7 separate regions of the Homo sapiens genome follow, and all the other regions are linked to region 5. A link is a loop called in an ENCODE intact Hi-C map of the cell type or tissue named here. Cell type or tissue: IMR-90. All regions are shown on one strand.

What was found. Peaks named below come from ENCODE experiments on the same cell type or tissue, not always from the same donor. Only the 100,000 strongest peaks of a DNase experiment are listed, where the experiment ranks them.
Region 1: a loop joins it to region 5, with 6 times the contacts of the local background. A loop is called at or near these places in 4 of 110 quality-filtered maps.
Region 2: it touches region 5 in a loop (7-fold over the local background); 13 of 110 quality-filtered maps call a loop at or near these places.
Region 3: a loop joins it to region 5, with 5 times the contacts of the local background. A loop is called at or near these places in 7 of 110 quality-filtered maps.
Region 4: it touches region 5 in a loop (3-fold over the local background); 5 of 110 quality-filtered maps call a loop at or near these places.
Region 6: a loop joins it to region 5, with 8 times the contacts of the local background. A loop is called at or near these places in 19 of 110 quality-filtered maps.
Region 7: a loop joins it to region 5, with 8 times the contacts of the local background. A loop is called at or near these places in 10 of 110 quality-filtered maps.

The regions. Positions count from the first base shown.
Region 1 is chr3:118,816,351-118,820,350 of GRCh38, reverse strand. No RefSeq gene overlaps it. Among named protein-coding and RNA genes, the nearest start is that of IGSF11-AS1, 120 kb to the left of the region's middle. In IMR-90, a CTCF peak has its summit at 2,478 (motif pointing right); no DNase peak of the experiment used is centred here.
Region 2 is chr3:117,017,651-117,021,650 of GRCh38, reverse strand. The region is part of intron 1 of LOC124909415 (a long non-coding RNA gene); the gene reads left to right. Among named protein-coding and RNA genes, the nearest start is that of LINC00901, 98 kb to the right of the region's middle. In IMR-90, a CTCF peak has its summit at 2,345; a DNase peak (open chromatin) is centred at 2,360.
Region 3 is chr3:117,733,485-117,737,484 of GRCh38, reverse strand. All of the region lies in intron 2 of LOC101926953 (a long non-coding RNA gene), which reads right to left. Among named protein-coding and RNA genes, the nearest start is that of LINC02024, 45 kb to the right of the region's middle. In IMR-90, no CTCF peak of the experiment used is centred here; DNase peaks (open chromatin) are centred at 1,874 and 2,854; H3K27ac peaks cover 1,351 bases.
Region 4 is chr3:117,620,673-117,624,672 of GRCh38, reverse strand. No RefSeq gene overlaps it. Among named protein-coding and RNA genes, the nearest start is that of LINC02024, 68 kb to the left of the region's middle. In IMR-90, no CTCF peak of the experiment used is centred here; a DNase peak (open chromatin) is centred at 1,942; H3K27ac peaks cover 304 bases.
Region 5 is chr3:117,995,670-117,999,669 of GRCh38, reverse strand. It overlaps LINC03051 (long intergenic non-protein coding RNA 3051), which reads left to right and starts at 2,091. Exons shown (of 3, transcript NR_182298.1): 1 at 2,091-2,488. RefSeq lists an enhancer at 1,874-2,420. In IMR-90, a CTCF peak has its summit at 2,017 (motif pointing right); DNase peaks (open chromatin) are centred at 1,409 and 2,059; H3K4me3 peaks cover 1,915 bases; H3K27ac peaks cover 1,039 bases.
Region 6 is chr3:116,769,505-116,773,504 of GRCh38, reverse strand. No RefSeq gene overlaps it. Among named protein-coding and RNA genes, the nearest start is that of TUSC7, 62 kb to the right of the region's middle. In IMR-90, a CTCF peak has its summit at 2,476 (motif pointing left); a DNase peak (open chromatin) is centred at 2,474.
Region 7 is chr3:118,627,185-118,631,184 of GRCh38, reverse strand. The region is part of intron 2 of LOC105374060 (a long non-coding RNA gene); the gene reads left to right. Among named protein-coding and RNA genes, the nearest start is that of IGSF11-AS1, 310 kb to the left of the region's middle. In IMR-90, a CTCF peak has its summit at 2,264; a DNase peak (open chromatin) is centred at 2,284.

The DNA of each region.
Region 1 (4,000 bases), 820 kb before region 5:
AAAAAGTATTTCGTTGCTGATATAGTTTCCATTACCTTAATTATAATTATTTTTATTTAGCATATTTTTAGCAGCTACTAGTGATGGGCGCTGTGGTTTTAGCAGTCACTTTTATTTGTTTGTTGGAATTGTCTATGTTTTTTTCTCTATTTTCCTGTGGCATTTTCATATATTCATTATTGATTTCTTATTTGTTGACATATAAACTAGAAACAAATATATCAAAAATATTCTTTGAGATGTCTTCCATTCATTCATGTTCTTAATATTGTTTGACCTGGAGTTCTCAGGATCCCTCAGGTAGTCTTGCTACCATATGCCAATAGGTTTCTCAGTCTTTGCTATGGGAAAACATATACTTCATCTGTGAACAGTGTGGTCTAATTTATTATTTAGAAATATATATATATACACACATATATATGTGTGTGTGATATGTGTTGTGTGTATATGTATACATATATATGAGTTATAACAGTGGAAAAGAGAATGAGTTCTTAAGATGTTCACTAGCTTTATATTATGTCATCAAAATGTTTGCATATTGACTACTTTGTAAAATCTTGTTTAGAGATTGGGAAGCCCACTTCGTGGAGATCTAGATGACAAAAGGAAAAAGTGATTGAATGTGATAACTGTCAATCATCTGGAGTATAATGGGGGCTATGATTTCTCAAGGGAGAGATGAAGGGACCAGGTCATATCACTTGAATATAGTTGCACCTAAACAACTATCATGTGGCGTATGTGGGGTGTGTGTGTGTGTGTGCGCGCAGATATGTCTTCACTTTGGCTCAGGTCTGTGCAACAGTTCAAGGAGAAGTGATATCTGATGACTTCTTAATGTTATCTTGAGTAGAGAATAAAGGAACTTTGTTAAAAATATGTCTGATAGGTATCTGGGCCTTTCAATCACTGCCTTTAAAAAAGAACCTATTAATTAATTTGGGGCAAAGCAAGGAAAAAAGAATATTGATCTTTAGCCAAAAATTATCCTAAATCCTCTGATTCTAGTAATCTGTGTCAAATAACTTCACCAGCAAATTAAAAGGCAAATAATAAACAGGAAAAATATTTGGAATAACTAATATCCTGAAGAAAAAGTTCCCCATTCTTCTTTTAAGGTATTTAAAAAATATGTTCTTATCTGTTCATTTTTCCAAATAAAATTTAGAATAATTTGTCAAGCTCTACACCTTTTCCTTCAAAAAAATCTAATAAGAAATAATTAGAAATGCAGAAAAGATTAACGTATGAATTTTTTATAGTACGTATGTTTATCATAGATTTGGTGAATTGACATTTGAGATCAATGAGTTAATGCTTAATGAACACACGAGCCTCCAAATGTCTCATGATATCACACAAAAATAAGACATCAAGTAAGCCCTCTCTCAAATGGGACAGGTGAGCACCCCATCCCTGACACAGCTCTCACTAAAAGCATAGTCAAAAAAAATTGCCAAATGCATGTCATTCCACCATGAACCAGGCCACAGGCCTAGCAGGAAGATTGCATATAGAACTATTCTTTGCTAAATGAGGTTCCTTGGCTCAGTCCAAACAGAGGAATGAAAATAAGGTCTCCGATGTTTTGTGGACAGGAGCTCACACAAGAAATTACAAGCAGATTTTGGACAGTTTGGGGATGGGGTGAGGTGGTCTGATTTGGATGATGTAATTATTTCAACTGCAGTGTGATGAGGCCAGCTTGGCAAAAGTATTTTCTATGTAAACATGTTGTCCCTGAAGGACTTAGTGATGAATCAACACATGGGCATGGCATGGGCCTGGCTCAGTGGTCCAGACAATTGTGGCTGCCTATTTCATCAGGCATTTGGTGCCACGATTCTATTTACTTTTGAACTCTAGCACACTTTTGCTGAGAAATCAACTGCTTAGAAGTTATTTAGAAGTGAATGGATCATTTGTTTGACTGACTCTTGATTCTAACTCTTTTACCTTTTCAGCATACTCATCTTTACAATATTCTCAGTTCCTGAGAAGGCTTAGTAACTACTGAGCTTTCTCTGGAAGCTTCACAATTAACTTCACATTAATGCTTATCACAAATGAACCTCTCTCCTTGTCTGTGAAATGGGATCAATATATTGTCTGCCTAACTCATAGTGTTGTTTTGATAATAAAATAAAATTATGTATGTGAAAAATGCTACACAAATGTGAGATATTCTCATACCTCAATATTAGGTTTTCGCATTCATCAATAAAGATACCCTTGAAATGCACCAGAGGACTGGCCTCATTTTGCATTTTGCCCTCTCTGGGATAAAACAAACATGCTCTTTCAAAAGTAGTCTATTTTAGTCAAAGTAGCCATCATCACTCTGGTGATGAAATTCTGGAGCCTTGTGATTTGTATCCAACATTGTTTACCTCCACAGCAAGGGTATGTTTTACTATACGTGGTGCCAAACAGGTAGTACTTTGTGAGTTCCTGCTTCTCACCACAAGGTGGTGCCAGTGTATCCAATAAGACAGTTTACTCAGCGACTGAATCAAAAATCCTCTTCCTTTCAGCCCTAATTTATGATCAGGATTTACAACCCGTTTCCGTAACTTTACCTTTCCTAAGCCATCAATTCTGTTTCTCTTTTAAAGATTCTCTTCTTATGAAACTTCTTTTTTTTTTTGAGGATTAAGTTGGCTTAGTGACAAATTCATGCCTACATTTTGAATTATTGACTGTGGATATCCTCAGGGGTCAGTGCTGGCCTTTCTTCCCTGAGATTCAACAACACCCAATGTTGAACTTATTTGCAGAATGTCACCGTCAGGGTCTGATCTTAAATGTGTTGTGACGAATGGTCAAATGGGAGGAGGGTGTGAAGGCATTTTCTGGGCTGCTGAGTTATGCACTGTGAAGGAGCTGCAGGCTCCATATCAGAAGACCCGTGTGACCATGGGCAAGCCACTTGACCTTTCTGAGCCTCAGTTCATCATCTCTAAAATGGCAATCATGGTAACAGCAATCTTTTTGGACTATTATGAAAATTAAGGGTAAGCAATAATGTCTTTTCTCATCTGTAGAATGCTATGATAATAGTTCCTTTTTAGGGTGGTAGATAGTAAACAAGAGAAAACATACAAAACTCCTAAGAAAAATACCTGCAACTTAGAGGGCGCTCAGTGAACATTTTAGTGACGATTGTAGTCACTAATGTCATCACATGCCAGAGGTTCTGTGCGTGGAGCTGGGGTCGAGCTGGAGGAACACTGAGACCTCTGCTCTTAGATTCCTTAGCTCTCTATAATTGTAGATAACTATTTCCCTGTTAGGCATGAAGCTGGTCATCTTGCTGCATTTGAAGTGGTAGGAGGTTTTGTCTTTTTATTTTCCTACTCCTTTTTTCCTTGTTTTACTTAAAGGGAGAATAAATTATTTCCATGTCAACTTCCCTCCTTTTTAAGGATGTGAATTTCAGCTGTAAAAACACCCGAATAAGAAGGCAGGGGACCTAGTTTTCCTCCTAGCAGTGTTGTCAAGGAGGATTGTGAGGTTAGAGAGAGCTGGCCTGGAAGCCAGGAGACTCCAGATTTAGAGACTTGGAAATAAAATTGCATATATATTTAATGACTGGCATTCTCTGATTTATTGATTACTCAAAATGGGAATGGTAACATTTTTTACTCCTATCAGATAGGAATGTTATAAAGGTTAAAATGAACATGCAAGATGTGAATGATAATATTGAGGTTCTAGATGTCAGTGCTACAGATAGAGGTTATTGGTATATGATAGTAGGTGTGTGTTGGGTGAGAGAGGTCATGCTTTGTGAATGCTGATTGAACAAAATATGATTGACCTGGCAATTTCCATGATAAAATCAGGAAATGAGGTTTTTGCATGTTCTCTCTTTCTTTCTCTCACTCACACACACATATACACCCTCCACACCCTAGTTCCAGTTTTAAATATAGGACAATTGTTTGTCCCAATGGAGTTGAAAATGGAACAAACACTAAAATTTGGGTCATTT
Region 2 (4,000 bases), 980 kb after region 5:
GTGCGTACACTACCTTTAGGAAAACATCAAATTCCACAAACTCAAAATAAACCATACTCGACTGATCTACAAATGCACGTGAACTAGATTTAGAAAAGTTTTCCTTTGTGTTAAACAAATAATGTCCAATTTTATTCTATAATTTTAAGTACAGAAGTGCTGGTAGCATTTTTCTATACATTCTGTTAAATTATTAGACTTACAATTAAGATGCTGAGAAATGTAAACTCTTATTAAGTGGAAAATCTTCACTGAGCACGCATCCCTATTTAGGAGAGTCCTTTGTCTCTGCAATAGGGGTTCCAGCCACAGGGCCTTCCTGCCTTTTAACACAGGCTGACACTGGGAAACACCAAGGCTGGAAACAGGCTTCTTGCTGAAATCTAGTTCCTATTTCAGGAGAAAATCTATCTCTGGGAGAAGACAAAGGGAAAAATAGATTCCAGGGAAGCATTACACACAGGATTGAGGGAGAATATGATCCCCTAAAGTGAAACTAAACCTGTCCTTAGACACTTCTCTGAGTATAGCAACAACAGTGTAAAGAACCCTTCTAGCTTTGAAAACCAGACCAGAAATACTGGAACTGATCTTCAGGGACTAAGAGAGGTAGTGAGTTGGGTTGGTCTGGGAAGGACCTTTTAGTTGAAAAGATTTTACCCCAGTTTACTGGTTGAGCTGCCTGTGTCACTAATTTTTGTTGACAGTACCACCCTCCAAGTGGGATTCTGGCTTCCGTTGCTCTGCAATTGCTTGTGGTACAGGGGCTCTCCAGCTTTGTCCCTGACCTGGTGTCTTTTTCTCTTCTTCTGGCTGAATAGACGTCATCCTGCTTGTGAAATTGAACAGTTCCTAGTCCAGGCCACAGTTTCTTTCTCTGATCCTTTTTATTACCTTAGTTTGCGGCATTGACATATTTCAGCATATTCTTCCTTCCCTCACCCACGTCATCAGTCCTTTCCCAGAACTCCTGCCCTTTTTCTTATTTGATATATACTTTTCCCCCCTACAGCCTCCTAGACTCCATCATGCTGGTATTTCTTCCCTTTCAATGTTGCTATCCCTGTATCCCTAATCTGAGCCTCTTTCCTTCCTCTATAATTTGGGGGAATCAAAACTAGTATTTATATTTTTTATTCTACCCTGAGCCTTAACCATTGATATCCCCCTTCCCAACAATGGTGATACTTACCTCTCTCATTTCTACCCACAGTCCTCATCCTGCTGGGGCTTGGAGCTGTCTAAATAAAGTAGATCTCGGGATGTCCTCATTCCTATCAAGGAGTAAGAAAGAGAGAGGAATCACCCACCCAAGTTTCAAAATAACAGAGGATGAGAGAAGCAGTCAGGAAAATGTGATCCTGTATATATCCCATGGAGATATTATTGAATGTAAAATTCCTTACATTTATTCACTCATTTTTTTCAGCAAATGTTTTTTGAGTACTTATTTTACCCCAAGCACTATGTCAGACTCTGAATAAGGGTTAGGAATATCAGACATTTACGTGTGCCAAGCAATGTGCGAAGCACATTTAACCTTCAAAATAACACAAGGAAGTAGGTATGATAACCCCCATTTTAAAATAAGGATCCGTGGTCAGTCAAGTTAACAGGTTGCTTAAGTTCACACAGTTGATAAAGTGACTCTACTACAGTCTCGTGCTTCTCATGTTATGATCAAGCACATTGTGCATTAAGGAAACTTTTATTATTTGTTTGGGGAAACTGAACAAATTATTTATTATTTCTAACAGGGTGGATAGACTTTCGAACAACCAATATACAATCCGCCTGTTGGTAATTTAGGAAGCGTTTCTAGCCTGCTTGTTTTAGGGTTATTGTTATTCATTTACATGTTATAATCTCCTTCTTATCTAAATATTGTATTTGAAATCCAAATACACAGACACACACACACACTCTTTTTTAGTATAAGAGTAATTACAACCCCATATTGAAAAAAGGAAAAATGCTACAACAGAAGCCATTGAATTAAACTCAGAAGTGGGTTATGTAGAGAAAACAAGCCAGTTGCAACGTATCCCCATCTTAAGTTTTCTAATTTTTCTAGCCATGAAATGATCTTTCTAGATACTCTTGCCGTGGCTACGTACAACTGCAGGAAACAGGGTCTTATCTCAGAAACACAAATCATATAAACCTCTAGAATGTGTCTGGGGGATTCTACTGCATCTGTTTTTCCTTCCTTCAATCACAGATGCCTAGCCTCTACCCTGGGCCAATTAAAGGGGATACTTTCAAAAGACACTCTGAAAGCTGAGGGACAGAAAATTTAAATGCATTCGCTCAGCAGGGCACATTCAACTGTGTTTGGGCTCCCCCTAGCTGCATGGAACCAGATTCTCATTGCTTAAGCAGTTCAGCTGAATGCTTAACCTCAAAAGGCTGCGTGCAACAGAGCAAAGATTTTATCTCCTCTGTCTCCCTGGTTTACTCTTCTGAATACACTGTTGTTATTGCATTCAGTTGCGGAGACCGGAGAGCATATTAAGTAGTCCTGGTCAGAAGAGGGAACTCAAGTCAGAGAAAGAAAAGGCAAATGTTATTGTGGGGATTGTTTTAGCGATGCTTTATGAATGTCTACAAAGATAACATCAATTTCCCTTGTCAATACCTTTATTGGTTTTTTTCCCCCAAAGGGAGTGGGCTGAATGTGCTCACTTATTAAACCACCTCGGTCTCACATATAACTGCCACTGTTTTTACATGTAACGTCAATTCATCCTTGTGTAAGGAGTCAGACCGGGTGGAGGGAGTTTGACAGGAAGAGCCACATCATCCACGGCAAAAGCAGCTACCTGGCAGCTGTGGAGAAAGATGTCCCAAAGGCCTTCCCACACATCCAGAGCTACTGCCAAGCAAGAGGAGCTTTAGGAATGAGAAAATTAGAGATGTTTTAGCTTTTGTCTGCCTTACCAAAGCCTACTGTTACTGTTGCTACTGCAAGACAACAGAAGACATCCCCAAGCGGCTTCCAGCATCCCCAAAGCTCTGCCTTAGGGGCTCTGACATTTCAGTGGGTTTTTTTTTCTGTCTTATGTACTGTCGTTGCACTTGGGGAATTACAAAGAGCCAAACAGATGTAGCATAATATATTGGTTAAAGTCATCCATATTGTTATCTATGGAGCGCTGCTGCCTAGGTAGAATGGAGCCACCTATTGTCTCTTTCAATGGAATTAAATGAAGTCTTTGAGTCTACAAGTATTAATTCAGTACTTGGTAGGTTCAAGGAATAGTTCTGGGAACCAGAACACTGGAAATCATTCAGATGCCAGCTCTGCAGGCAAGGACCTCACCATCTATTGGAGGAGGGCGAGCTCCTACACAAGTGAGGGCACGGCCAGGCAGGGTAGGACTTGGCAGGTAATAGAAACAGGGTGTTATGAGGGTGTGGGTGAGGAACAAACCTGTTGCCTGTGATGGAGATTGGGTCAGGAGAGAGGTGCCAGGGGCAACTTCTCAGGATGAATAACATTTGAAGAGAAACAGGCAGAATAGACAGGGTTTTGAGAAGCCAGAAAAGGGATCATAGGGCATTCTGGGAAGAAGGAACATTGCAAAGAGAGAAGTGGAGGTAAGAATGTTAATGGAGCACTGCGGTGGTATTCCATGGCTCCAGTGAGAATGGCAGGGATGAAGAGATGCATAAAAGACTGGCAGGCAGGGTGGGGCCTGATTGTGAAAGGACTTAACCATGGCAGTGAGTTTCCATTTATTGTAAAGGCATTGGGAGCCACATAAGCCTTTTTGAGTGAGGAGCTGGCTTTATCAGATTGGTGTTGTAAGAGAAACTGCAAAGCCTGTTGGGATTGGATGAGAGAAGGCTGTACTAGATAAGTTAAGGAGGATGGATGATGCAGCAATCCATCCCGAGAGGGAGCGAGAGGGTCAGAACTGGAGCGTGGTGCTGGGAACCCAGTGAATAGCACGATTCAGCCTGGCTGTGCTCTGACAGTCTGGATTATCTTGGGGCT
Region 3 (4,000 bases), 260 kb after region 5:
TGTTTACAGCAGGAAACAGAAGCCAGCACTTCAGTTACTATTCAGCAATATATGAAATTGGACATCTTTTAAATCAAAGGATGGACTCTATGTAGGGTAACTATGTTACCAACATTTTTAGTAGGTACTATATGGCCCCATCATAAAATGTGTATCACTTGTTACTTGGCAATGGAAAAGGAGAATCAACCACATGTTCTCAGGAAAGGGGCCTCTAAGCATAAGGTCTCAACCAGTTATTGTCAGGTTAATTCAAAATTAATGATGGAAAATTGGGAGGACAGTTAAACCTTCAATTCTGAGAGAACAGGACTGACTTGTTTCTTGACCCAAATAATGAATCATTTCTCACCCTCACCTGTGATGCAAACTACTCATTTACTAGTGGTTCCTTTCCCCTCTCAGTATTCCATCTGCATAGTAACACCAGCTGACACATAGGAAAGGAAGAGAAAGAGAACAAGTTGGCAGGGAGTCAATATATTTCGTTGTTTTATTATTACGGAACTCTAGTAGCATTTAGTTGGTGAGTCTGAACAGAAAATGAGTATTTCGAAACTGACTCTGTTATCAGGGGAAATGATTAAAGGCACAACAACAACAACAAAAATCCATGGATTAATTAGCAGGTCAATGGTAGTTGAGTAGCTATTACTAAATTACATGGCCTGCATGCAAAAGAGAGAATAAATCTGAAGATCTTCCCAGCTTGGGTGACTTGTGAGTTAGAATTCTAGGTCTGTGCGAAGAGATTTCCATTGATTCGTTGATGGGTAATGAGATCAGAAAAGATAGTACCTGGATTTCCTTCAATTCTACCCATTCAAGACTTAATCTTGTTTTCTGCCAGTGATATATCCTTCTTGCTATAGTTACTGACAGTGAGATTTGAAGACTTGATTAATAATAAAGAAAGAAAGCAGGGCTAACCACACCATAAGAAAGGAGAAAAATCAGGATCAGCAAAATAAGACAAGTGTTTGGTGCCAGCAGTGATAAACAAATTCTAAAAGAGGGAAAGGGCAAGTAATGATCTATTCCTTGGAAGAGATACAAGTTTTGAAAAGAAGCGAATCAACGGATGCACCAAGGAGCCCACTGTTTCATTAACCCTTTAGCAAATGTTTATGGACACACATGTACATACACACACATATGTATACAAATATATACCATATATGTATGCCATACATATGTATTATGTACCTTTTATATATCATTTATATATACATGTACTTTATATACTTATATATGTATACTGTGTGTGTGTGTGTGTGTGTGTGTGTGTGTGTGTGTGTGTAAATTCTAGACAGGAGGCAGAAATAACAAAATACAAAGGTAAATTATCTGCTAGGTTAGTAACTGAAAAGTGCTAGGGATAAAAGTAAAAGTAGAGCCATTTAAGGGAACAGGAGTTCAAATGAGTCACAGGGGTCATGTTTCAGTATTTAATAGTGTCAGGATAAGCCTCTTTGAGAAGTTGACATTTCAGCAGAGACTTGAAAGAGGAAAGGGAGTAGAGAAGACTTGTCTAATCAGAGGTAATAGCTAATGCAAAAGTCCTGTATTGGTGTGTGGTCAAGGAGTTTGGCATAGAGGAAGGATGCCAGTGTGACTGGACTAGAATGGGCAAAATGGGGAGGAGGTAGTAGGAAATGAGGTCAGAGAGGTAACAGGCATTAGGTCATATAGATCTGGTTGGTCTCTATAAAGATCCAGTTTGGAGGGTTGAGTTGTGATTTTGGGTTTCTCTCCTCAACTGGTGCAAAAGAAGCAAGTCATTTATGACAGCAACGATAGAGATAGTATTGCAGTAACATAATATGTGAGATTACTCAGAAGGAAAGAATTATCCTTGAGGCATCACACATAAATGCAATGAAAAGCAAACAATGAGGAGAGACATTTATGCATAGAGGAGAATGTTATTCTAGGAACTGGGAGCCAACTCGATTGTGCTAATGTGCATAATAATCAAACTGTCAGAGTGCTTTCCTTTAGGTCTGCGTCTAGGCAGGCACTGCTTAGAACATTTTATCTCATTTCCAAACGACTTTTAAGCCCATTAAAATGTTGTTTTCATTTCAATTAATAATTCAGCCAATAATACAATTATGAAATACAACTTTTGCTGATCGCTATTTCCAGAAGGCAGATTGGATGAACCTAGGAAGTGGAACAGGAAATATAGGGGAATTTTACTGGATAGCACTCAATATGGTATAAGCAGATGTCAGTATGGTCTGAAGATGTCAATAAACAAGCATGTTGCATAATCTCCATTCCCATTTTTACTGAAAGGAAACAAGTTTAGAATAATGAATTGTTCCTATTGGAGCTGTTCTTTGGACCCTTTTAGAAGCCTAAAGCTGGAGCAAGTTGATGGAAGGGAGCCATCTTTAGGACTTCTTTTGCTTGAGTTTGTACTACTCCACAGAACTTCCATTCTTCGCAAAAGTTTGAGCAAGAAACCAAAGCCTCTTCTCACTGTGAGGGCCAGGGGTGTGTGTGTGTGTGTGTGTGTGTGTGTGTGTGTGTGCTGGCAAGTTTATTTCACTTAGGTAAAACATTATCCTAGTGAATATTTCTGAGCTGTATACATTCATTCCAGAGATATATGTGGTGTTGCTTGATTGTACTCAGTTTTAACAAAAATGATTTCTCATCATGAATAGATATATTAATAGTTCCAGAAATAAGTTGGAAGCCCTACCATAACCACATTTTTCACAGAATTGTTGACGACGTTGGTTTCTTTGGATGAGTATTTCAGGTTTACCAGCTTGCTGCTCCTCTTTGCTCAGACAGAATCTGTAATGTACTATTCTAAACAAGAGAAAGGGTAATATTTCTCACTTAACCTCTTCAGATGACTAATCAGCAGCACATAATCATTCACATGACCTCCAAATGCCACTTCCTTGAATCAGCCGACTTTTCTGATGCTACAACCAATTAGTGCTAACACTCAATGAGATTTCAGGTGGGATGCTGCATAGTTGAAAATACTAAAAACTGAGTGAGGATACTTCCCATTTCCTTCTCTTCCCTAGTAAAACTGGCTTCTCCCTTGAGGTTACGAGACCACGTAGTATAGGCAGTAGACTAAATTTAAGCAAAAGATTCTTTTCTCTTTATACCGGAGAACCTTGTCAAATAACGTAGAATATTGTACTATGACTGTCTTCCCACCATCCCATAGCTTCACCCTTCAACCTTGAAATCTTACTCTCTTATTTGGTTACTCCAAGTGAAAAATATTAAAGGTGCCCCATTAAATGCATAAGACAAGAGTGTATCGTTTTAGTTTACTGAATCATGGAAGCTCCTATATAGGGCCATTTTGAATAATGCAGGTAGGCATCAGTTGTTCCTAGAACTGGACACTTCCCCCATTCCTAAGAGCTGTAGCCTCCCTCAAGCCACCAGATTAATAAAATGAGACAACTGTCTCACAAAATTGCAAGACTTGCTTATAAAATTGGAGGAGTGCTGTCCTTTTAATGCCTGTCAACATCTTGGGAGTAAGCAGCACAGTAATGATCAATCCCAGCTTCAAGCGATTTTTGCAAAAGTTTCTCTAAGTTTGGCCTTCTTTCACATGGCAACATCTTGGCAATCTCTCACAGTTCTTCCCTTTCTATCACCATAACAACCTTTATACAAAGTTAAGTAGTGGGAACAGGTCCATGCTCAGGAGATATAGGAGAGATTAACCATTATCGGAGACCATCTCCCCTAGTCCAATTGTGTGTTTCCAAGACTTTATCCAGAGAGTATGTGGACTTTTAAATTTTATTTATTTATTTTAATGAGTATGTGGATTTTAATAAATATGTGTGTGGACTTTTAATAACCCTAGCTAAGAAGCAGTCTCCAATCTACATTCGAAAGGTCTTTTCCGGGTCAGGGCCTCCTAACTTCCTGATGGGATAAATATTGGTGAGCACCACAGGTGTTTTCCCCTAAAAAGCACAAGGAATTTTAGTGCTGAATTTCT
Region 4 (4,000 bases), 370 kb after region 5:
AAACATTTATGTACATATGAATCATCTCAGATTCTCATTCAGTAGGTCTGGGGTGGAGCCTGAGATACTACACTTCTAACAAGTTTCCAGGTGATACTGGGGCTGCTTGTCCACAAATCACACTTTGAGTGTCGAGATACCACATCGCATCCTTGCCACAACAAACATAAACTGCCTCATGAATAATAGGGGTGCAATAAATGTTTATTCATTAAGCACTGGCAAAGGGTTTTATCTAAAACATATTAGCATGTGAGAGCTAATATTTTGAGATCATAACAGGGTAATTAATGATAGAGACCTCCAGAATATTTGCTGCTTAGAATAAATTTGGTCCCATTTGTCAAAAAATGACAGTGACACTGATTTGAAACATAGTGAGCAAATCTTGTGTTTCTACTTCCTTCCTCAAGATTGCAAGAAGATACTTAAAAATTCACCTTTGGGAAAACTTGTAACAAACTCTGAGCAACTTACCATACTGAAGCCAAGCAAGCTAGAATGGATGGGAACTATTTTCTCAAATTTTCCCTGCTGATCCTTAAGCACACCCTTCTGCTGTGGATGCATTTGCGCTTCATCGTTTCCTGCCGCTCAGCCACCTGTGTGTTCCCTGGGACTTTTTTCAGCCCCAAATAATCATTCTATAAAAAAGTTAGACAGTTCCTCCCTCATCTTCCCACTTGCAGTTTCTATGAAACATTGTCCCGAAATTGTCATGAATACAGTTTTTGATGGAGAAATCAAACCTGCTATGTACATAGGTGGCTGACAGCAAAGGAACAACACCACTTTTTTCTTTCTCACCCCTCAAATAAAAAGAGTGCTCCAAATCCGGGCTATTCATGATTTGTTCCATATCCACATGCTTTATTATAATGTTAATATTTTTCTTTAAAGACTACTTTTTTACTTAAATGTATTCCTAAGAAACATTTTATTGCTACCATGAATAGAAAAACCAGTCTAAGGTGCCATAAATAAATGAAAAAATGTTAAAAATAATTGATGCAATGGAAACAAAATATTACTTATTTTTAACTAGACACAATTTCCCTCAGAAGACTCTGAGTTTAAGGGCTGCTTTGCTTGTTAAAATGGGAATTGACAGGTAGAAGTAGTATTCAATGCAGAGGTACCAAGAGAGACTTTTTTCTTGACTTGATCATAGGATTGGAAGAGAATCGAAAAGAGAAATGGTGCACACTATATAATTTAATAATATGTAAGTCTGTGATATTGCACCAGTCATCTCTCTTACACATATTACGGTTTAGGAATTATACTTCTAGACTGCAGGGACTCAGTCATCTGTGGGAAATGTTGATTTCACAAGAAAAGCCATAAAAAGTTATTGTTTAAGCTTGAAATTAACCTTTTTAAATCTAGAACGTTCTTTTAAAATGTCACTGTGTCTTGCAGACAAGCACAAAAAATGGTCTGGATGTATTCTTTCCTTTTTTCGTTATCAGAATTATAGGAATCATGACGAAAACTTTAGTATGAAGTAAAATAAACAATGGATAGGCTTCCTAGGAGAGTCTGATTTAGGGGAAAAAAGCTCCTCTTGTAATTTTAGGTTAAGCCAAGCTAATGGTTTACCTGGTCCAATAAGGTAATAGGTTTAAACACATTATATATAATATGATGCAGATCATGGGTTAAAAGTATGGCGATATCACTGAAAATCAGAAAGATGACCGACCTCAACTACTTTCAGGAATATAATTCTGTCAAAATGGATAAAGCAGAAAGAATAGAAAATAAATGGCTTCTGCAACAAGTTTTGCTTCGTAAACTGGTATTTTCCAGGGGAAAGGGAATCAGAGCAAAGGAAATGGATGGGGCCCCAGGCTTCCTTCCCTCCTCTTCCAGAGGAAGATGCCTCTGTTCCGTCATCGCCTAAGGTCCCATTTATGCCTTTTAGCTCTGAGTCATGTCCATGACTTGCTTAGTGATTAAAATACTCAGGATTCTGCTTTTGTTTCAATCTTGGCCAGCTACTTATGGATGACTTATTTAATGAGTCAGGCTTGTTTCCTTTTCCTTTTCTTCTCTTCCTCCTTTTTTTCCCCCTTGCAGGCATAGCCAGACAGGTTTTGAAGTACTAATGATGATTAGTTCATTTAAGCCAGCACAGACCAACAATGGGTTTGAAATGTTAATCAGATGAAGGGTTTACTGCTAAACAGCCCACAGAATAGCAAATGAACCAGGAAAGGAAAGCAAGGAGAAAAAGAGGCTGAGTGGAGATTTGACACAAGCATTTTCAGCTGCTGGGCCTCTTTGATGTGTGAGTGGGACAGATGTGCTGCTCTTCTCCTGAGAGAACACTCTTTGTGCACAATAGTGCGCTGATTAATATCACTTCACTCTTCCCTCGAGAGGAGCAAGGCTGGCTCTTAGTCATTCTCTCATTGGGCATCATTGGACCCTCTTCTTCCTGCTGATAGGGAATTGACATTCAGTTTCTCTTGTTTGTCTAAAAGCTCAGACTCACAGAAAACTCATATTCCTCCGGTCTTCACAGCCCCAACAGTGTGTCATGGTGAGGTCATTTATATCACTCTTATATGTAAAGGCTACAGTAGATTAAACCATTAATGCCTAGAAGACACATGAAGATACGATTTTAGAACCCACAGAGATGAGAAGAAACCAATTAGGTCAAGGCAATTTTTCCACTTTGAGTATTGCTGCTGTGCTCCAGTAGAACTTTCTGCAGTGAAGAAAATGTTCTATGTCTGACGTCCAGTGTGGTAGCCACGAGCCACATGGCCTAGTGAACATTCGAAGTGTGGCTAGTGCAACAAAAGAAATGATTACTTTTTTAAAGAGATGGGGGTCTCACTATGTTGCCCAGGCTGGTCTTGAACTTCTGGTCTCAAGCAATCCTCCCACCATATCCTCCCAAAGTGCTGGGATTACAGACATAAGCCACCATGCCTGACCAAAAGAAATGAATTTTAATGTTATTAATTATATTTAAATGTAAATAGCTATATGTGACTATTGGCTACCACATTGGAGAATGTACCTCCAGAAGGTCTAGAGCTTTGCCACTCAAAGTGTGGCCAAAAGACCAGCAGCATTAACATCACATGGCACCTTTTAGCAATGCACAATCTCAATCCCCACTCCAAACTTTTGATAGTAGGTTCTGTATTTAAGGATATTCCCCTCTAGTGACTTGGATACACACTAAATTTTGAGAAGCCTTGCTCTGGAGCATGGGTTAAAAGCTAGATATCCTAAAGCTGAAAGTTTTCATGAAATGGCACAATAATGATGCTGAACTGTTTGGTTATCTGCCTCCTGAAAAAATACTTTTTCTAAAATGCAATGGAGTCATTCCTGGTTTCTGGGCTCATGAAAACCTTAAGTGGTCATGGGGGCCTGGTATTTGGCAATGGAAATTTGTAAGGGTAAAGATTAGGAATGTGTTAGGCCCTAAAACTGCACCAGCTAGCTAATATTTGTGTAGTCTCTAACCATTTACAAAACACTTTCATAAATGTTATGTTTGGTATTATCTTTATCTCCATTTGTTGTGTGAAGAAATGGTTTCAGAGGATTTATCACTGAGCATAGTTGAGTGCCAGGTTCATGGTCCAAGTCCAGACCTTCTGTTTCTTGGGTCTTTCTACTCTATAGCAAAGTGAGACGAGCCCATATTTCTTTGAGAATCTTGTATTGACAGAATTTAGAAACTAGCTGTATGTGAGAATTTCAAGTCTATGTCTAAGCTATAAAAACAAAACAAAAGGCTATAGGCCCCCTATTTTCTTTCTTCTCTCAAGATAGTGTCTTCTGTATTATAGTTGCTTTAGACATTTGAGTTTCATATCTCATTTACATGTAACCCATTACGTGTCACTTTTTTCCCTTTTATGAAGACCAGAATAATACATTGTGATTTTGAAAACAATACCGAAAGTTATCCAAGAAACCAGTTGGATTTTATTCAACAGGTTATTTTGAGTATTTTCCAATTGAGAAA
Region 5 (4,000 bases):
CTGGCCACTTGCAAATTGCCTCCTGAGAATGGAACAGACTTGGCAAGACAAACAAGCAGCAGATAAAGGAAGTGCATGGGGAAAAAAGAAGACTGAGCAATCTAGAAGAAAGTGTCTCCATTGGGGATTGAAAAAAAAATAAATTGTTAAAGGTAAGATAAGAAATTTCAGAAGACCTTACATTTTAAAAATGAAGAATCTGAATTCTGTCTGGTAGGTTAGTGTTTTTCAGCCCTGGTTGCAGATTAGGATGGCCTGAGATCTTTAAAATACTCCGGATGCTAGGGCTGCAACCCAAAAATTGTGATCTAATTGGTTTGGGGTGGGATGATGCGTCAGCAAAAGTCCTCAGGTGATTCTAGTATGGTTCTAGAAGACCATAAGGAGCAGCTATAACTCATAAGCAGGTGAGAGTCTTGAAGAAACTGTTAACAAGATTAACCTGGTGGTAACGTATAAACTAGATTAGAGCAGTGAATGGAGGAAAGGGATCAGGTAGAAGGCTATTGTAGAAATCTAGGGGTGTGGCAATAAAGACCCATACTAGAGAGATGGATCAGGAATGCTGCTAGAGTCAGGAGACCTCCTTCAGGTCTGCTAATGTTGCTTTCACTGGCCTATCGTATGTCATAAGAAAAGTCACTTAACTTGTCTTTGTCTGCATTTCCCACTAATGCTCGAAGAGCTAACATAGCCCTTGAACATATCACAGCATTAGAGATAATTAAAAGTATTTCAGAAAGTATAATGCACAACACGTGTTTATTATGAAAAAGGTGGCAGTAAAACTGAAAAAAAAACATAGAGACATCTTAGACACATTTACACATTGTCGTGGTGAGACTGATGATCAACTGAAATTGGAGAAGAGAGAATTAAATATACTTCTAAAAGTTCTTGAAGCCTGTGAAACAGGGAAGTTGGAAAAGGGGAATAATTCCTGAAGAAAATCACGTGGGTATAGATAAGAAGTTCTCAACTGGGTCAGTTTTTCCCTCCAGGGGGCATTTGGCAATGCCTGGAGATGTTTTTGGTTGTCATAACTAGGAGGATGAGGGTTGTGCTACTGTCAGCTGGTGGACAGAAGCTAGGGATGTTGCTATAAATCCTATAGTGCACAAGACAGCCCCACACAGTAAAGAATTATCTGGTACAGTATGTCAGTAGTGCCAAGGTGGAGAAACCTAGCATAGATATTACAAACAGTTGGAAGGGACCAATATTCATTATCATGTAAATACATGGATGAATAAAATGAAATTCAGAGATTGAATGACTTAGTTAAGGTCCCCAACGAGTGGAGGCCACAGTAACAGAACTGAAATCCAGCTTTCCTAACTACTAGTCAGTGCTCTTCAGAGCGGCCCCATCTGCCTACTCACCCAACTCAGCCCTGGCCCTGAGTCATCCAGTTTGAGATGCTTGGTACCCAGCTGGGAAGTCTAAGCTGAGGGCTAAGCACGAGGTTAGTGGTGGAGGTTTCCATCCTCGTGTAGCTGTAATAGACCTTTTATTTCCAAGTAACTTAAAGAAATTATAACAGAAGATATAAACCAAGAAGTGCAGAGGAACCCAGAGGGCTCTTGGAGGGAAGGTCAGAAGTGCCAGAATTGTTTTGACCCAGTGACTTTGAAATCAAATAAAAAGGAATGGCACACGCTGTGAAGCGCAGCATCAAAATCAAGTAGGATGAGGCTTCAAAAGGCCATTGGACTTTTTGGTGGAGGTCATGGTGACATTTGGAGAAAAATTTCCATAGAGTTGTTAGGAAAGCACTGGAGATTTCTGAGAGGGAGAGGAGCAATGAGGTGATGAAGATGTGCGGCTAGCATGTTCCAAGAGCTTCCTCGTGAAAAGGAGAAATTCAGGACTTATGGGACAGCAAGGTCAAGTCAAGGATTTAAGAAGGCAAGAGCTTCACCTGTGTTTGCTGAGAGCAGAGGGGACTTTGGCGGCGTTGGATAGACTTGGCACAGACACACAGCGAAGAAGAGCCGCGGCGATGCCGTTCTGTGAGCACTAGATGGCAGTAGCGGGGCCCTTTCGGCTCGGTTCGCGGTCCTATAAGGCGCTGCTTGTTTAAGTACATCGCATTTAGTTGAAGCTGCAGGGGAGTGAGGGAGAGGAGGATAGGAAGCAGGAAAGCGGGAGAGCTCGAGGGACAAGGGGGCTCGGTGTGTTTACACCAGGCACGGGCTACGAGCGTCCATCCCGGCCCCTGGCTTGCGCTCCCGAAGAGGAGAGCAAGGCTGTTCTGGGATCCGGCCGTCGTGCGGCAAGAGGCTTGTCTGTCCGGGTTGCCGGAACCAGGAGAACCCAGAGGGAAACCGAGGGAAAGGAGCGGCGCGTTTTACTAGAGAGAGCGCGAGCGGAAGAGGCGAGAGCAGGAGCGCGCGAGGGAGCATCGAGCGCAGCGGAGACATGAGGACCTACTGGCTGCACAGCGTCTGGGTGCTGGGCTTTTTCCTGTCCCTCTTCTCATTGCAAGGTAGGGGGAGGATTCCCTGACCCCTTGCGCCCCCTCCTCCCTGCCGCCGGGCTCCGGGGTGGTCGGTGGAGTAAGAAGCGCTCCGGTTCTGGATGGAACAGGGTTTATTTACAAGTCCTGCGGTGCGCTCCCTGCCCTGCCAGCTCTGCGCCCAGGCTGGGTCCTGAGGCGTGCGGGATTGTGCGGACAGACTTGCTGCAACATCGGTGTTGATGGGGAAAGAAGCCAGGGCTTGTGTGTGTGTGTGTGTGTGTGTGTGTGTGTGTGTGTGTGTGCGCGCGCGCGTGTGAACGGGGGGCAGGATAGAGCGGCGTGTTTTGTGTGTGTGTGTGTGTGTGTGTGTGTGTGTGTGTGTGTGTCTTGGTGGGGTGGGGGCTTTTGCGCGAGGTGGTGGCGACGGAGCTGGGGTTGCTCCTCTGTAAACTCCAAGAGCCGCGGTGGTGTTCGCTATCCCCGTGTCCCCGGTGCTGATATCACTGCATTCCTCCTCTTTCAGGAGGGAATTGGCATTAAGTTTAGGAGGCTAGGTATCCGCTTGGCACCTGGTACTTGTATCTCTCTGCAAAATAGCCCCACCAGATTCTTCTGCCCCGAGATGGAGGAGGGATGCGGGAGGGAAGGGAACGGTGAGTGGGGTGGGGGGAGGGGGACACGGGGAGGGGGGGAGGAGGAGAAGAGGGAGGGAGGAAGAGAGTGGGGTGGGGGAGAGAGAGAGAGAGAGAGAGAGAATGAATACGAGAATTCACGGGTAATCGCTGCGCTGGCTCATAATGGTCAATGTATTTCATGCTTGCAGGACAAAATTGCTAGCGCTGGGTGTTTACTTTGAAGGGATTGTAGGTTTCTATGTTTTGGGGAGGTTGTAAAATAAATTCATGAAGGTTAAAAATGAAAATACATACATGGTGTTTGCATTTCACTTACAAGCTGGCATCCAGAGCCCTCACTGATGTTAAACATACCTATAATACACGAAGTAATTCCAACATAAAAATATATTATCTTTTTAATCTTCCTGTCTCACTCTTCCTGCTCGTGAGAGGAACCTTGCACAATTAGCCATAGAGAGTCTGTGCTATATTGCTCTACCACTGACGGTTCTACTACATCTTCATGTTTGGGCATTCTGCCATCATTAGGACATTTACCCACGCACATCTCTCATGCTACAGAACACACTCCATTTACACACAGTGTACACATGCACACACAAAGACACATACGCACACACACTGCCTCTCAAGAACACTTGGCATGAAATGACCAGACTGGCAATCCTACTCCTGATTTTTTTCTGACAGCTGGTTGCTAATGTTACATTGGTGGGTTTCATTTTTCATTGCTGGGGGATATTTTGTGTAGCTATAAAGCCCTCTTGCTAAATGAAAAGAGAATAGACTCCCTGGCTGTTTACTGTTGAAGCATTGCAAGGGAATGAATACTATGTCGAAGTTATAGTTTAAAATATGCTTAGGGGAACAGCTGGAACTCACCCATAATACAATTACAAGT
Region 6 (4,000 bases), 1.2 Mb after region 5:
TTAAGGTGCTTAAATATGCATCTGCTTTGAAGATTATAGAGAAACTAAAAAAACTACATATTTGGCTAATAAGAGGGTAGATGGTGAGAGTAAATACATATTAAATTCTTCGTAAAGTACGAAAGGATGCTTAAAAAACTATTATTCCTCAACATTATTGCCAAATAAAAATTTGCTTTTTAGTTGTTTCTGTTTTTTTTTTTACCTGTTTCTTATTGCAAAGTTGGAGTATTTCAAATCTCAAATCCTACTGAAAAGCTGAAACTTATCTTCATTATAAATATTTAATATAAACATAATTGTATATAATATTAGTGTAATGCTAGTGTAAAATATAGATGTGGCTTAAATGTTATAGAATCTCAATTTGCTTCCTTGGGGTTCTAGCTCTACACTTCACTAGAAATCCATGAATTCCATGCAGAGGAATCTATCAAAATCAAGCACAGGGACTGAAGGATGGCAATTTCAGGTAGATAACTATTGCTATTTTTATGGTTGGAGACTGCAGTTGTGTTCAGATTTCTGGGAACCAGATAGTATTTCAAAAATGTTTTCCATAATTTTTTTTCAAAAAGAATGAGGATTTCCTGTAAATGGACTTAGGCTTTTCATAATTTTTTGTACCCTCTCCTTTCAAAATAGCCACATAAGATACTACCCATTGGACTAAGCAACTGCTCTTCAGCAAGGTGATAACTCTTCTGGGTTTAGAGGGTTGACTTATAGTTAATTTTTGTAAGGGAAAATTACTTGAATATCATTAGGTTTATTAGACATCTTTGTAGATAACTTTGGTTTACCATAAACTTTAAATTCATTCATTTGTTAATTAATAAATATTTATTGAGTGCATATGTGTGCTGGATATTGCACTAAATATTTTGGGGGATAAAAGGATGTATCAGATATGGATTCTACTTTCAATCATCTTATGTCTGGTAGAAAATATATGTCTATAAATAACTACATTTTGAGGTAGAAAGAAGTGTCGTAAGAGAGGCTAGAGGCAATGCCTTCTGAGAAGGTGTACAGAGTATCCGAATGACATTGAGGAAGGCTTTATGGCAGAGCTCTATTTAGGTTGGGGCAGCAAGGATGCACATAGATATGTGGAATTAGGGAGGTAAACTGCTTTTACTAAATCTGGTCACTCTTCATGTCAGTTGAATTCTAGAGAGAGGGCCCTGGTCAGGGTGAAGGGATTTAAACGTGAATGCTGAACTTCCGTGGCTCAGTTTGACTGGAGCTCAAGGGCAGCAGGAAGAAGGGTGGGAGAGCTGGCTGGTGTGAATTCAAAGAGGGCTGTCAATATCAGGCCAAAGAAGATGGGTTTGAGTCTATATATAATGGGGAGGATAGCTCCTTGAATCAATCTACGCTTTAACAAGATTAGTATGGTGATAGAGTATAAATTGAGTTGTCTGTAATCTCACTTCTGGTCTCACGTCTATAATGTTGATGAATTGGTCTCTTTATGGGCATTTCCCCCTCCTGCACTTTGAGATGTGCAAGAATTTCTTGGGCACTATTGCTTCGTTCAATAAGAGAGGGCCCTAAGATCCACGGCCGCTTTAGTGAAAGGACTTATCTAGAGGGTTACAAAATAAATTAAGCATATAAATCTCGGGAGAAAGACTGTGATCCAGTTATATGTTCACTTTATGATTCAATGGCCATATGATGAACTTTCAAAAAGCAGTGAAAGAAAAAAATCAAGAGGAAGCAGCACTATAGAAATGCATAGTTTCCAGTAGCAGAGGTGATTTTTATCAAGCCCAAGTTGCTCCAGATGGCAGTGTGTAGTTGAATTTGAAAATGGAGGAAGTCATGGGTGTAGCAGGTAAATACTGACATCCTCCAAATAATCTTTGACTCCTCCATAAAAAAGGAGTCCGGCAAATAAATATTTTAGGTGTGTTACATTACAAAGTTATTTGATGAGATCTGCAAAGTTGCTGGTTTTGAATTATTAATGATCAGGGTATACATTCATAGTGAGAGAAAATAGGTAGTAGTCCCACCATACACTATCCATTTTCTTTCACATTATTTCATACCTAAACTGTGATGAGAAATTAATTACAAAATCTACTGCAATCCCTCTCAATGTACTATTAGGCTGAGAAACTCTAAGTCAGCCTTCTAGGCTTTCCTTTTTTAATTGACATGGATTTGCAGAAATTAGCTAGGTATTAAAAATTACCAAAGAAAAGGTTAATTAAACCAACCCACACAAATTGACAAAATCAGAAAGTCACCTGTTTGTTCTGTAAGCATAATGTATTCCATCAGATACAGCTCTTGAGTTTTATGCATGAAATGTCTTTTTTTTTTTTCCCATACTTCACGAAACTGGGGTCGCTTTGTGCTGCAGCTTTCCAATTTGCCTGTCCATTCTCATTTTCCTTCCTTAGCTGAGTGCCCCCTTTCGGCAGATGGTTTGATGGTTCCTCTTTTCCAAACGCATAAGCACGATGTATGTGCAAAAAGAAGGGCAATTCCGCCCTCAACTGGCCAGAGCAGTGATTGCATTTTGAAATTCTCTGAGCTTGAACCTAGCAGAGGCAATGGAATGTATTTAAAGATATGAAATGTGCTTTCCTGTGAATTTTATAGTTTAGTGATTTCCCAAGGCACACTCATTACTGTCGGTATTATTACCCCTTTCATGGTATTTCTGGAATTATCAAGGAAGAGAAGAAGAATAGATGCTGAACTCCTCAAGGAATAGTACTTATCACTGGCATTTTCCAGACTGCTGGCTAAATGGAGTCAACAAAGGTTTAAATTCTTAATAGACATTTCGGAGGCCTGTGATAAAAATCTCTGAAAAGGATACGTGAATGGCTTATAACTGTTTTTCATTTGTCTCTCTAATTCACCTGTCTGCTTTTTAGGAGGAAATCAGCATTAAATTGATTTAGTACTTTCTAAATCCAAAGATGAAAATAAGTGTTTTGATGCTTCCTCATGACATCCCAGGCTTAATGGGAAGAAAGGAAATAATTTCCCACTACCTAAAGGACCCTGAGCATATTAATGGTCAATACGGAGGGCAAGAATCCACCCTGCAGCCTGAGGACCCCAGGCAACTAAGTCAGCCCCTTCCACTAAAAAGAGCAGTATTATTTCCAATAGAGCTAAGAGGCTGAAATAACAGTGACAGAAACTAAATCTCTGCTGTAGCTTCAAAATGCTTTGAAAAAGGAACCATGACATTTTTGTTTTATGGGTCAACTGGGTATAACTGGGCTGCCATTAGACACAGGTAGACATTCAGAGTCCCAGATTACTCTTACATCAATGAATATATTAATTACAAGTTTACTTTTCAAATGTTGCACTGATACCTTAATTTAAACTGCTGAATTATGATGTATTAATTTGGGTTTACAGTATTTTCAACTAATTTAGGCTAAACCTGGTGACCCAAATGAGCGAGGTAGTGGTAGATATAAAGGGTGGGGGGATCAGGTTCTCAATTAGAGATATTTCTCTAGCAAGATAAATACTCACATGCATTGTGTAATTGGTCCTGAGGCTGTGATAATGAGCACGTCATCAGAAATCTCAAAAAATTGGCATAACCAGCTGGAAACCTATTCCTGAACTTTGAACTCGAATTCAACCTCTACTTGGCCATAATTTTATTGACTCTCTGTTATTTATCTGAAATTCAGCATGTTGAGAATAAATATTTTAAAAATAAATAAAAATATACTTACATAGAAATAATAAGTTCTAGTATTCAATAGTACAGTATGGAAATTATAGTTAATAATAATTTGTTGTATATTTCAAAATAGCTAGAAGAGAAGAATTATAATGTTCCCAGTACAAAGAAGAGATAAATGTTTTAGGCAATAAATATGATAACTGCCCTCATTTGATCATTACACATTGTATACATGTATCAAAATATCACATGTACCCCCAAATATGTATAACTATATACATATATATACACATCATATATATATATGTATACACATTTATA
Region 7 (4,000 bases), 630 kb before region 5:
TTCCTATTACTGTGTAATAAGTTACTACAAACTCAGTGGTTTAAAACAACACAAATTTATTATCTCATGGTTTCTGTAGGTAAAGGTCCAGCATGTTTTAACTGGGTCCTCTGTTGAGGCTGTCTCAAGGGTGAAATCAAGGTCTTTATCTGGAGACAATGACCTGTTTCTAAGCTCCCTCCCACATTTGGCAGAATTGCTTTCGTTCTAGTTGTAGGGCTAAGGTTCCCATTGTCTTGCTAGCTGCTGGTTGGGGCCATTCTCAGCTCCTGAGGCTGCTCTGAGGTCCTTGCCATTTGTCCCTCTCCATCTCAGCAACAGGAAACTTCCCTCAAGTTGACACTCTCTGACCTCCCGTGCTGAGACCAGCTGAAGAGGCCTCCCTCTCTTTAAAGGCTCATGTGATTAGGTCAGGTCCACCAGGAAAATATCTTTTTTAAAGTTAATGGTGCCATCTAACATAACCCAGTCAAGGAGCAAAAATCCATCAAGTCCACAGTCCTGAAGATTATTCTGGGAGTGTGCATGGGAAACCTTGGGGGCCATTTTAGAATTCTGCCTACCCCAACCTGGAATGATACACTGAAGATCCTGCCTTCCTGAGGGGTTAAGGAAACTTGTTTGGCAGTGTGTTGCCCTGGTGACTTTTAGCGTGTCATTTAAATTATCCAAGGCTGTTTCTTCATTTGCAAAAAAAGAGATAATAACAATATTACTAATGTTTCTATCCTATAGGGTTGTCATGGAGCTCCAGTGAGTTAGTGAATGTAACAGGGTTTTGGAAAATGTAGTGTTTTATTGATTTTTGTGTTGAAGAAGCTCGACTTGTCAGAATCCTGTTCTTCCATTCAGTCTCAGTTCAAATTCTATGTACTCCAGTTTTCTTCATCTTTTTAGAAATCCCACCATTCCTTGATCTCACCTAACATTTTATCTGGCAGTCTTTTCTTACGCTGTTTTTGTGTATTTTTCAATTAGTGTAGACATATTTTCTTTTTTGGCCCATGAGTTCACTGGGGGCCTTTGCATTACTCACAGAACATGTGAAAAGCCTAGCATAATGCCTACATAATGACAGGGGCTCTTCAAATATTAGACTGAAGAATGAATGAAGATGAAAGTGCTGGGATAGCAAATAGCTGCAACATGATCTTTGGCCTAACACATGGTTTCAGATTGCCACCAGAGTGGGAGCTCTGTGAAGGTAGCGCACATGCCTCTCTCTAGCCTTGGCACTATGTCTGTCTGTTGTAGCCTAATAAATAGGCAATAAATGAGTGAACAACTACTGGCTCTGTTATGGCTATAATGGAAAAAGGCTCTTTCTGATCAAATTCCACGGCCTTGTACTGTCATATCCTGTTCCCTCTCACCGATGTAAATAGGAACTGAAACTCTTATATGAAAGATATAGTAGGAATTATAATCATAGCTCTAGTGGCTGACCACGCCTCCATATTTTGACCTCAAAAGATCAAAAAGCCTGGGTTCCAGTGACAATGCCATCAAACCCACAACTGTCCCCATTCCTGAATACCGACATGGTCTTTATTCACAGGAGCTCAGTCTTTCAGCAGGCAGCAACCTCAGACAGCTTTCCAGTAAGCTTCACTTCCCACAGTCTCAGGGCTAGCTTTTTGTCCCGGACAATCTGGAAAAAAATGCCACAAGGAGACAGTGTCAAAAAGGAAACTGAAAAATCACAGTCCTGCATTGTCTATAATAAGTGTAAATCCAGTAAAGGTGGCGGTGAAGTGATAAAAATAGCAGGGTTATTATGTTCATCTTTAATGCATTTAATATAACAATAGATTATTTCATTGTCATTAAATGAAGGGAAAGTAGGAGGATCTAATTCTATCCCTAGATTCCTTAATAAGTACTTCATTGTCAGTGAAATAATTTGCATTGTTCAATCCCCAAATAAGAGAAAAGAATATACAGTGGCATATACATTCACAGGGAATGGAGAACTGTCAGTGGACTTTAGGCCCCAGTGCATAGTTAAACTGCACACAGGAAGAAGGTTGGAGATGAACTGCTATTTGTTCTGAAATGAAGTGCTTCACTGTGGTGGAATCAGGGAGGTAGTGTTTTGGTGATATGGAGTTGACAAATGCTGCACTCTATCCACCTCCTCATACCCCCATGAACGTGTGATTTTGTGGCGGAATTTGGAGATGAGATTTTCTACTGTATAGGCTGCTTGTCAGGATGAATGAAGACCCTGTGTTAGCGAGACTGCATTAACTTCTTTGGCCTGTAGGAGGAGCGTTTGCTCTAGATGAACCACCTGCAGGCTCAAGGCAGGACCGCTTTCCCAGCTGAAGTCTGCTCTGGGCATGGCAGAGTGCAGTCCTGTAAAATCTGCGCTCAGGGAATGCCTAATCGAAGAGCCCCGACACAGATCTTCTCATGCTAGATCCACAAATCCTCAGTATGTGCTAATCAGCCATTAATGTTCTATTGATAGGCAGAGACAAAACAGACTCACAGGAATGGTTACATTGCTGCTCAAGTTTATAGCCTGAAATTTTTTTTTCCTTGCTTCATTTTCCCTTTTTCTTCCTTGAGGTCCTTAGAGATTATAACTTAAGGGGTTTAAGAAATCATCAGGGATCACGGGTTTGTTGAATGGTTGAAAGAAATAAATTATTTGAGATCCACGTAAATTTAATTTCTTATTTTTGAGAGATTGTACTTATCATGATTAAAAACATTATATTAGTTCTATGGGGCAGAATTCTGCACTGTCCAATATGGTAACTGCCAGCCACATGTGACTGTTTAAAGCTAACTTTAAACGAATCAAAATTAAAGAAAATTAAAAATTCCCTTTCTTGGTTACACTAGGCATATTTCAAGGGCCCAAAGGCTACATGTAACTAGTGGCTACCGTGTTGGAAAATGTGGATGGAGAACATTTCCATCATTACAGAAAGTATTATTGGACAGCACTGGGATAGATAAAAGAAAGTCAAGTATGGGCTGAAGAGAAAAGGAGGGAAATTTAATGTGGAGAGGTAAAGGTCCAGACAATGGTCTAGGTCAGCTGAGAGAGAAAAGTGAGAGAGACAGGGAATTTCTCAGTCAAATGGACACACACAGAGGGATAATAAAAGTCATATAGACTGGCATGACTACAGATTGCAGTACACAGAGACTAAGAAGGAGGCTTTCAGAAAGATGGTCAAATATATAGAGCACTATGATTCTATAGAAAACAGTTTTTAAAACCATGCTCCATTTTTTTGTTTGTTTCAGAGAGAGGCCTCCAGCCCAGGCAGGAGTGCAGTGGTGTGATCATAACTCACTGCAGCCTTGAACTCCTGGGCTCAAGAAATCCTCCCATATCAGCCTCCCGAGTAGCTGGGACTACAGGGACAAACCACCATGCCTGGCTAACTTTTAAATTTTTGATAGAGATGGGGTTTCACTATGTTGCTCAGGCTGGTCTCCAACTTCTGGCCTCAAGTAATCCTCTTACCTCAGCCTCTGAAAGCACTGGGATGAGCCACCATGCTCAGCCCCAGGCTGCATTTTTACAATTACAGCAAAGTATGTATTGGTAATATTACCTCTTGGTACTTTTCATGTTGTCAAGATGAAAATAAATTGAGAGTTTCTCTTGGCTCATAGACTAAAGATTATCTGTACCTAATCTATGCAATGCCAACTCAATTTGTTGGAAATTTTAAAGTCTTTAGATAGTTATTTTGTTCATACAGGATGAAACCATTAGTTTGACTTATGCCTGCTGAGTTAACAAATTATCTTTGTGCCATGTAAGTGCATTTGAAGAGTCAGAAGACTAGAAGTGACTAAGAGGACAGGTTTGAATATGAACTGTATTAGGTTAATATTTATCTTATATTGAAAAATAGTAGGAATTTGGATTTTATAGATCCACTTGATAATTCTAACATTGATTGCTCTGTCAAACTTTTTTCTTAGCTAATACTTGTTGTTGTTTTTGCAATACTGTATAACCATTCCTTTT